2 separate regions of the Homo sapiens genome follow, and region 2 is linked to region 1. Evidence: chromatin contacts called from ENCODE Hi-C or POLR2A ChIA-PET data. All regions are on one chromosome and are shown on one strand. The core of a region is the stretch at or near the end of the contact, and the rest is flanking DNA. Distances in the headings are between cores, read along the strand shown.

What was found. A loop is a pair of places that touch in the nucleus more often than their neighbours do. ChIA-PET counts read pairs that join two places held with the same protein, here RNA polymerase II (POLR2A). Pooled maps may share reads with other maps.
Region 2: a loop to region 1 is called in a pooled map, with 6 times the contacts of the local background. The contact joins two enhancer-like sites. A Hi-C loop is called at or near these places in 2 of 37 single-sample maps with no recorded cell type and 6 of 50 pooled maps. POLR2A ChIA-PET finds 5 or more read pairs at or near these places in 1 of 52 experiments (GM10248).

What each region holds. Positions count from the first base shown.
Region 1 is chr5:73,691,448-73,696,581 of GRCh38, forward strand. The region is part of intron 2 of ARHGEF28 (Rho guanine nucleotide exchange factor 28); the gene reads left to right. Among named protein-coding and RNA genes, the nearest start is that of ARHGEF28, 68 kb to the left of the region's middle. RefSeq lists an enhancer at 2,035-2,659. Within about 2 kb of position 2,269, at least 7 of the 41 ENCODE cell types and tissues checked have a DNase peak (open chromatin) inside an H3K27ac peak, as active enhancers do.
Region 2 is chr5:74,576,231-74,581,364 of GRCh38, forward strand. No RefSeq gene overlaps it. Among named protein-coding and RNA genes, the nearest start is that of LINC01331, 42 kb to the left of the region's middle. RefSeq lists enhancers at 685-904, 1,115-1,284. Within about 2 kb of position 3,046, at least 4 of the 41 ENCODE cell types and tissues checked have a DNase peak (open chromatin) inside an H3K27ac peak, as active enhancers do.

The sequences.
Region 1 (5,134 bases), core at 1,019-3,518:
CTGCAGGGGTTCTTAGCAGCATCAGCATCCCTAGGAACTTGCCAGAAATGCAAATTCTCAGACCTCATGCTGGACCTACTGAATCAGACACTCTGTGGATGGGGCCCAGCAATCTGTGTTTTAATAAAACTTTCAAGCGATTCTGCTGTGTGCTAAAGATTGAGAACCATGGACTTAGTGCAAACATTTTCATGTTCTTCTGTATTCATATATACATATACAAGCTTTAGTAGAAGGATCATATTATGTGGACTTCTGTATCTTTTCCAACTCAGTGATACTTTGTATAAACTCCTATAAGCCATCAGACATAGCTCAAACTCACTCTAATTAATGAATAGGTATGGGTCAAGCTCATTCCCTATTGATGGCCATTCACTTTGTTTCAGTTCTTGGCAATCATGAACAATTATTCACCAGACATCCTGTCCATATGTCCTTATATGTTGATACTTTCATCTCTATGGGATAGATTCCTAGGAGTAGAATTGCTGGATGAAGGGCATACATATTTTAAATTTTAGTGGATTGCTTTGCAAATGAGATCTAATAGTTGACATTTTATTCAGCAACTTTCAGAAATATTTAATGTCTATTTCTTTAGCTTTAATAACTGATAATTATGTAGCTGGGGATTATGTTCTCATTTTCATTGTGCAAAGAAAGGAGGGATGTTAAATTTTGTATGTTGATTAAGTTGGTGAAGGGTTAGAAGTGTCCTTTATTTCTCCCATTTCTCAAATTCTGACTAATATGAGCATCTATTAGTCAGAATTTGACTAATCCGTGGAGATTTTTTTTAACATCTGCAGAGGGTGCATGTGTGAGACTGTGTGTGTGGGCTCTTGCTCCCTTCCACCCTTCTGAGGTGCTGTGCAGACATGTTAATCATAGCCACTGACTGAGAAGAGTGTAATCACTTTTTTCTCTGGAGGCTGCAAATTGTATAACCATTTGGGCAGTGGGAGTTTTTTGCTTCAGTAGCTTGTTTCCAGCTGGATCTAAGATACTTCGCTATTCCCTTAGCATTTTATGTTTATATTATTCTTTTATTCTGAGTCACTGTCTCCTGCTGTGTTTGGTCCCAAGAATGTTGGTTGCTGCTGGGCTCATTGTGGGTGTTGAAGGTATAATCTGATGTCTAGAGGTAGTGGGGGAAACTCTATCCTATTCAGCCTTTTCTAATTTCTGGATGTTGGTATAGCTTCCATGAATACTTGGTGGAGCATGCTCCCCTTGGTCCCAGCCTTCTGCAGGGAGGGCCGGAGGACAGGGCCCAAGTTGTCTGGATGGACTCTTCCCCAGCTCAGGGAAGCAGCTTCTTATTGAGGTAGTAAGTGACTTGGTGGCTTTGTTCTGGGGTCACCCAGCAGGGGCCTTCTTCCGGATCCCTGCAGATTCCCTGTGGCTTTTGGGTCCTGTGGAAGGAAATCCTGTCCTCCAGACACTGCCCTTCTCTCTTGGTGGCCCTCCATCCCCCAGTGGGCTACCTATGACTGGCCTCATGCCCATCAACTCGAAATATTAGTCTATGAGGGCATCTTGGGGACCTTTGCCTGGGCACCCTCACTTTGCTGATGAGGAGATTAGTCTCCAAGAGGGAGATTGACTGGCTTGACTAAGTTAACTCAGCTGGTTTGACACTCTGGATTTTAAAATGCTCTATTAGAAGTCATAAGAATAATTTTTTTTGACTCAGAAAATTTGTTAGTGGCAGATCCCACAATAAGCCTGGGGTTTTCCGACCTTCACTGGTAACGACCTTCCCCACTGCTCTGCCACATCTCCATTTCCTCATTGACCAAGTACTCAAAGGCACCATTTTATCCTTTCCTGTCCTGCAACTGCCTTTGAGCTTTCTGACATGAATGGGGCTCCTTCATGGACCTTAAATTAAAGGGTCTCTCTTTTCTTTTATCTCACTAGAGGATGCTGCTGGTAACTATGTCTAGGCAAGCCCTGACCTTCTGAAGCTCATTTGCTCACAAGAAGCCAGACCTATTAATTGATGGTCATTTGCTCCATTCAGTTCTTCCCAGCTCAAAATAATAGAAATTTTCATTAGCTCAGGTGTCAGAGGGTGGTAGGTAAGGGTGTCTTTCAAAACAGGTTAGTACAGCTAAGTCTAGCTTAGCCAATGGAATCGGGCAGGGCTTTTGCCTGAATGCAACTTCTAGATCACGTGTTTACTTTGTGCAAATTTGTTTTTAGCGAATTATATTAACTTTACTTGTGTCTTTATTTAAAACACAGCAGCATGTGCATCTCAGAGGATTGCCACCTGCTGGGGTGTTTCTGCCATTGTCAGTTAATCTGTGCTCCCTGAAGTTGGTTTTCTTTGCTGGCTTTTGTTTTCTACTAACTTAACTTGACCTTTTCCTATCCTCTCTGAATGGCCTTGCTTTTATCTCTTTGCCTTGTCTCCTGTTTTCCTTCTGAGGGGGCAAACAAATTCCAAAGCAGCAGTTCTAGCCATAGAGCAAAGAGAGGACCATGGTAACTGTTTTACCCAGCCTGGCCAGCAGCCACGAGATGTCAGTTCCTGGGAAGTCTGAAGCTCCTTAGCTGCTGCAGGAGATTGCTTGGTAGTTCTGGCAGGAGCAGAGAGGAAAAGCTTCTCAGACTTTAGCAAAACCTTTGACTTACAAACATTTTACAAATCCTCCATTAGCTTCATCCCATTTCACATTTTGAAAGAAACAGTTCCCTCTTCTCTCAATACAATGCCACTTTATGGTGCCCCCTCCTACTGTCACAACTGAGATGATAAGCTTCTGGGGAAAGGCCCAAAGGTGAATATACAACTACAGAAGACCACAGGAAGAGTCAGCCTAGCACCCAGCTTTGAAGAAATTTCTTAGTGGGTGTGAGTTTCAGGTCCGTGGGTAAGTAAGTGCCAAGTGTGCTTAAAGTCTGATGCTGCCTCACTTCCTGTATTTCAGTGACAGCTCCCACAATTTGGGTGGTGTGCAGCCTGTATTTTTAATAAAGAACTTGAAGTAGCCGATATTTTTGTTCTGTTTGAGTTTTTAAAATGTTTTACCATCTAAGTAAGGATTTTAGGCATGATGGAAATGGGTTAGAGTTTTCTCTGGGAGAAGCCTCAGTAAAAGAAATAACGTGATCCAGGTAAAATGTTTTATTTCCATATTCCAGAAAGGCAGCCCTTATAGAAGATGTGATTTAGCTATACTACCTTCTCAGCAGTTCCTCCTGCTTACACCTGAGGAGGGTGTGCATGTTTTAAATAAGTGTCTCTAGCTCTTGCCTTCTTTTCCTCTCCATATCTTGATGCTGTTACTTTTATCAAAACGGATCTTATGAAGGTCACTAAGTTTGCTCTTGCTTAATCTAAGGTGTTTATTTTCTCAAGTCCCCATTTAGTGCCATGCACTGTAAGAGCAGAGAGTGAGAAACAAGGTCTCACGTCCCTGCTCTCGCAGAATGCACTTGGGAGTAGGAGACAGAAAGTAAGTAGGTAAACGAATAAACAAATAAGAATTTCAGATGGTAGTATGGGTTAGGACAATACAAGGCTATGACATGGCAGAGAATTGTGTGTGTGTGTCATTAGTCTCTCTGGGATCTCCTGGAGAGCAGTCTAGTAGAGGGATCAGAAAGCACGAAGGCCCTGGAGTGGAAATGAACTTTTTGTATTTGAGGGACAACAAAAGGCCAGCATGGCCCTTGCATTGTGAGGGAGGGGAGAGGAGAGGAGACAGGTCAGAGAGGTGGGAGGGGCCAGGTCATGCCCATAGGTTGGTGGGGGAGTTGCATGATTTGATTTATGTTTAAAAAGTGTACTTTCAATGTTCGTGAACTCTGCTGGTTCTTTTTCAAGTTATCTCTTTGTCTATTGTGCTTTCCTCTCCTCTGTTGTGTGGGTGTTCCCCAGGGCCCTCTGCTTTCCCCTCTTTTTCTCGCGAGCTCATCTATTCTTGTTATTTAGACCACCACTCCTCCTGAAAGACTCCCACATGTGGGCCCTCTCGTCTTGACCTCTGCCCAGGCCTCGTCTTCCATTTCCAGCTGGCCTGTTTGCTATTATCACTCAGTTAGCCAGGATTTGACTTTAAGTTCAGACTGTTATATTTTTTAAAAGTTTTCCAAGTTTTCCTCTAAGCAACTCCTCTTTCCAACTTCCTGATTTCTGTTACCATCCCACCACTCTCCCAGGTGTCCTGCTTTAAGTTGAGTTTTTGTAATTCCTCCAACCTTTGTCCTCTGTCTTGATCAGTCATCAAGACCTGCTGATGGCCATGGCTGTCCTCTCTCTCTCCTCAGCCATTGTTCTAATTCACCTTTGGATTATTGCCCCTGGCCTCTTCAGAGTTGCCATTTTCTCAGAACTGGTGAAGACTTTATCATGTCTTTCAAGTATTATTTCCCTACATTCATCTCGCAACTCGCAGCCATATCATTTATCTGTTCTAATCAGACAAGTCCTCTCTACCCTAGTGGACTTTCCTCATTCTCTTATTTCTAGGACATCACCCAAGCTGTTTTCGTTCCATATCCAGGAATGCCACTAAGGTAGGAATGGGATGCAATATGGTATGTTGGTTATGACCTTGGATAGCTATGCATTTGGCCGTGCATCCTCTCCTGAACGCAGATTGTTACCCTTCATTACATTGCAATACCTAGTGCAGTGCCCAACGCACTGTAGGCTTTCACTAAACGTTTGTGGATTGAGTTTCTGGAGAATCATTGAGGGGAGGCAAGCTTGCTCTCTGACCCTTTATAGGAGCATTCCAGGCAATGGCTGTGGTCATTAGGGGGAGGGTCCCATTGACAAAAGTGTTGATAATTAAAGATGATTTGGGGTCACATATGTAGGACTGCAGAAACCCTTTACGCCATAAGCTCCAGCCATACCCTTCTGCTCTCAGTTCTTCGTGAATGCCATGCTTCTTCCTGGCCAGGACCTTTGTATGTGCGGTTGTCTTCACCTAGCATACTCTTGCTTCCTTCCCCTTTGTATAATTGAATTCTTACTCATTTTCCAGATTTCAGCTCAAATGTCACATCCTTAATATAGTCCTCTAGACATTTTCTATTTTGAGAGAGTATTGTTGTTATTGTTTTGTTTAGTGTCCCTTCTATTGTAAGCACCAATACAACAGAGACTCAA
Region 2 (5,134 bases), core at 1,796-4,295, 890 kb after region 1:
TGTATTAAGCAGAGTCCTGTAATAGGAAGAACACAGTATTTGGCAATAGGAAATCTGGATTTGAGTCTCCATTCACACCTAACTGGTTTTGGACTTTAGCAAGGCCACAGCCTCTCAGACTCCTGTCTGAAGTAGCTTGTCTTGCAGGTCACTCATGAGGATTACATGAGACGCTACATGTGAAGGCACTTACGGTGGGTCTTAGTGTTTACAGAAGGAAAAGGTAATCATTAACACACGTATTCCACCTTCCATGCTAAGTGTACGCTAATAACCGTGGTTTTTCTGAGCAACAGATCATATTAAATTGAAAAATTAAATTCAGCCGGGCATGGTAGCGCATGCTTGTATTCCCAGTGCTTTGAAAGGCCAAGGCGGGAGGATCACTTTAGGCCAGGAGTTGGAGACCAGCCTGGACAACACAGCAAGACCCCCATCTCTACTAAAATAAAAATATTAGCAAGGCACAGCGGCACATACCTGTAGTCCCAGCTACTTGGGAGGCTGAGGCAGGAGAATCACTTGTGCCCAGGAGTTTGAGGATGCAGTGAACTATGTTTATACCCCTGCACTCCAGCCTGGGAGGCAGAGCAAGACTGTCTCCAAAAAAAAAATAATAATAATTTCAAAATATACTTTATTGTAACAATTATTTCAGGCAAAGCAATCTTCCTGATTTTCTTTAAAAAACATTGCCCTTTACGAGAAATGGTTTAGTCATTTTGCTTCATACAATCTGCTTTTAATCTTTCTCTCATATTCCGTTGGGCCAAACAGAAACTGAAAGAAGTTAGGCAAGCAGAGGAAGGCTAGGCCAGATTCTTGCATTGTTTCAGTTCCACAGAGAGCTCTGAGAATGACACAGATTTAAGATACAGGGGGTGGGAATGAAGGAAAGCAAGGAAGGGAGGGTATTTCCAACTCTGAGAAAATATCCCTAGCCAGGAAACAAAGCCTCAGGCCTCAGATTCCAGAAAGGCACCAGCTTGGTGACAGCCCGCGCCCACTGGCAGCCCAGCCCTCACCTGCACTGCTTTTTCACAAGAGCCCAGTTGGAAAGCCCACGGGTTGGGCCATAGAACTTGGTGCATTTTGCTGCAGCTTTGTGTTTTGGAGGGCAATATCATTCGTGGCCTGGAGGGCAGTATCAACATCAGAAGAGCGTGTTTACTTAGGTGTGGCAAGGCTGGTTTCATGTATTAGATTAGGAGGCAATTTGCTTACCCTGTCAACCACTCTAGCCATCTCTTTGTTTTGGTGTTTGTGTGCCTTAATGTTTTGTGCCCATTGGTTTGTGTGGCTGAAGGGGGATAAGTTGCAGTGCAGGTGCGTAAGAGCGGTCTCTCAATAGATTATTTCAGATAATCTACAGTCATCCCTTGGTATCTGAGGAAGATTGGTTCCAGGACTCCCCACAGATACCAAAACTCACAAATGTTCAAGTCTTTGGCATAAAATGCTATAGTATTTGCATAGAACCCTTGCACATCCTCCCAGTATACTTTAAATCATCTCTAAATTACTTATGATACCCAATAAAATGTAAATACTATGTTAATCATTGTTATACTACGTTGGTTAGGGAATGATGACAAGGAAAAAAAAAACATCTGTACCTATTCAGTACAGAGGCAATTTTTTTTTTTTCAAATATTTTCCATCCATGTTGGTTGAATCGTTGGCTGCAGAACCCATGAATACAGAGGACCAACTGTACTTCAAATGAAATGATCCATTTTTAATATAAAACAAGCTTTTCAGTGGAAAGTAATAGACCATTAACTAAATCGTATGTCTGGTCCTACCAAACTTCTGCTTGCAAGACATTTAGACTACCTTCACATTTTCTGATTTCCACTTTGCTTTGATACCACGAAAATTTTCTTGCCTGGGAACATATATTATACAAGCGGAAAATCAGTCAAGAGATCATTGAATATTAATTCTCTGTCATTATGTGCCCAACACAGATGCCTTAGGAGTTAAACAGAGGCATGCATATGCTCGACTTAAGACACTGTGTCACCAACCTCCTCCCCTTCTTCATCAGAGGCAAGAGAGAGCCCACAGACAGCAAGCAACCCACCCTTGCCCAGCAGTGACAGGAGCAAGCCCCGTGCCCAGAGACTGCTAAGACCAGCCTTATCATTACAACCTTTTTGGAGAATCTTGCTGAAAGGCTGGGCGCTCTGAAGAGAAGCATGGCATCAGTAAGGGACCAGATTGCCAGTGTTTGCGTCCTGGCCTTGCTGCTTACTAGCTATTCCCCTCAGGCTAGTTTCCAATCTCTCAGCACCTCAGCTTCTTCATCTGTAAAATGGGGATAAACACGGCACCTATTTCATGATGTGATTGTGAAATGTCACTGATTTAATACATGTGAAGCAACTAAAATAGTGCCTAAGTTATAGGAAATGCTTATTATTATTATTATTTGAAAATTACACTACTCAACAATTATACAAAAAAAAAAATCTGTTTTTCCCCTAATCTCTCTAAACAAAGGCACTAAAACTCAAAGAGTTAGTAACAGAGAGAAATAGAACTTTGGTGGTCACAGAAACACTCAACATGGTAGCCACAATCCTAAAACTATGTGTAACAGAAGTAAACCCAGATAGAAATAGCCTTCTTAAGGCAGAGTTCTACAAAGGGGATCCCCGGATTTTCATGCTCTGAGCCCTGATACTGACTTTCAACATCTTGGCGTGTCTACCAAATCAGGTACCTCAATACGACATTACCTAAGAGTTCCTTAACTCACAACCCTGTGAGGACAACAAAAGATACTGTTAGAACAACAAAAAAAAAACGCTCTCCATGAGAATTATGCACAGTTTACTTTGCATGGGTACCATGTATGTGTGCATTTTAAATAAACATAAAGTGTGTATAACTGCTTTTGATCTCAGTTTTAATTTCTCTTTAGCACAAAACCAGTCATAATTTCTTCCCTTGTGATAAACAGGATTGATCAAGATGTGGAGCCTCATTTGTGTTTCCCCAGTTGTTCAGACGATGCCTCTCAGTGTGCACCGCCGGCTTCCGGGCCCTTGTTTCCAACCACAAGTAGTCCTTAGTCTTTGTGGCTTGCTAACCCCAGGAATGACAGCACAGTGTTATCGCTTGTACTCCCAGTAACCACTCTCTCTCTGTCTTACTGTATTGTCCAGCAAATGGAAGGTGTGGCAGCTAAACCCCTTTTTAGTCAGAAAGAACCACTTCCTGCTTAAAGTGAGAGCTAAAAGTGAATCTCTCGTTGTACAAAAATATGGATCCGGGCTGGGCACAGTGGCCCACGCCTATAATCCCAGCACTTTGGGAGGCCAAGGCGGGCAGATCACTTGAGGTCAGGAGTTTGAGGCCAGCCTAACCAACATGGTAAAACCCCATCTGTACTAAAAATACAAAAATTAGCCGGGCATGGTGGCAGGCACCTGTCATCCCAGCTACTCAGGAGTCTGAGGCAGGAGAATCACTTGAACCTGGGAGGCGGAGGTTGCAGTGAGTTGAGATCGCTCCACTGCCCTCCAGCCAGGGCAACAGAGCAATACTCCGTCTCAAATTTATATATATATGCCATGATGCTTTCTCTGAAACTTGAAGATTCTTCTGGCCACAGGAGCAGAAAGTCACTGTTTGATTTTGGGGGGCGCAATATTGTACGAGGGGCTTTCATTTCAGGCAAAGTCTCTCCCAACTTTTTCCTTTCCATGCTTACTGAAAAAAGAAAACCACTCCTAGATACTTGCTCCAGATTCTCTGCTGGAACCAGGCCATGCCCAAGCTCTCCAAAGAGCCTCTGTGAAGCCCCGGCTTTCCAGTTTTGAGGACCCTCGATCTTGAGGTGGTCTTCCTACCCTCAGATTTGGCTAATGTGGGAGGCGAGTTGAGGAATTTTATTTAAAAGCAATATTACTGTTGAACCTTGACTACTAGTCATGAACAAGTTTGCCACTAAAAACAGCAACACTGGAGCCCCACCCTCAAGCTTGAGGCCCCAAGCCACATGGCCTGCTCATCCCCTATTTCTCATGTAGGATCTGTGTTTGTTCCCACACAAATAATTCCCCAGAAGCCTGTGTAGCAGAAATGTGGATAACGTAGTAGTTCTTCACATTTGGGGGAACATAAAGGTATTTAAAGGAATAGACCTATTCTCTAGAAAAAGTATACATCACAAAATTTGCATGAAATTTTGAAAAGCTTTGCACCCATCACCTCCACAGCCCTCTTGGACTTTAAGAGATCTGTGGGACCTGAACCACAGATGGAAGTCAGGGTGAAGGATATACGGAAAGTGTTTACTTCCCCAGGGAGAATGGGAAGCCAGCCCCCACCTGCATTCCAAGAAAAGTCTGTCACCCCATCTTTCATACTTGGTTGATTGTTCCTGGGAACCAACTATGAAAGAACTCAGCTCAAGTAGCAGTGGATTGGGTGCAGGGGGGTTTCAGGAAAAGCACCATCTCGAGATCCTTCTCAGGGACTTGCAGTGAGGAGAGGAAGCCTCGAGCCTCTGCTGCCCACCACAGAAGGCTTAAGCTGCAAACCTTGGAAACTGTCAGGCTATCAGTCGAATTCTCATGAAACACATACTCTGCCTCTAGCTGGAACTAGGTGCTATGGGAAAAGGGGCATTTCCAAAAAAATGCATAAGACAAAGTCACTATCTTGAGTAGATCAAAATCTCTTTGGTGATTGCAAAACACACTTCATTTTAAAAAAACAAAGAGCAAAGCCCTATGGTCAGAGGTCCATCATGGTCTAAATCCAGAATATATTATATCTGGAATATATATACCTAGAATATAGACACCTAGGTCCAAGAGAGCAGAAAGGCTTCCCGGAGAGGGTGGAGCCTAAACTGGACTTATTTTATGTTTCCCTCTGACTACTGTTGTCTTCAAAGAACACTGTCTTCTACCCCACCTCCACCTTAATCCACTAGAATCTGTTTCTCAAATATTGTCTTAGCAACCCGTTTACTGATTAACACTGACAAGCCAAACAGGCCAGCATCAATGCTGCCGCCGAACTCTGACCTCTGGCTCTGGGCTGCTTTTCTTTTTTTTTTTTTTTTTCATTTTGAGATGGAGTTTCGCTCTTGTTGCCCAGGTTGGAGTTCAATGGC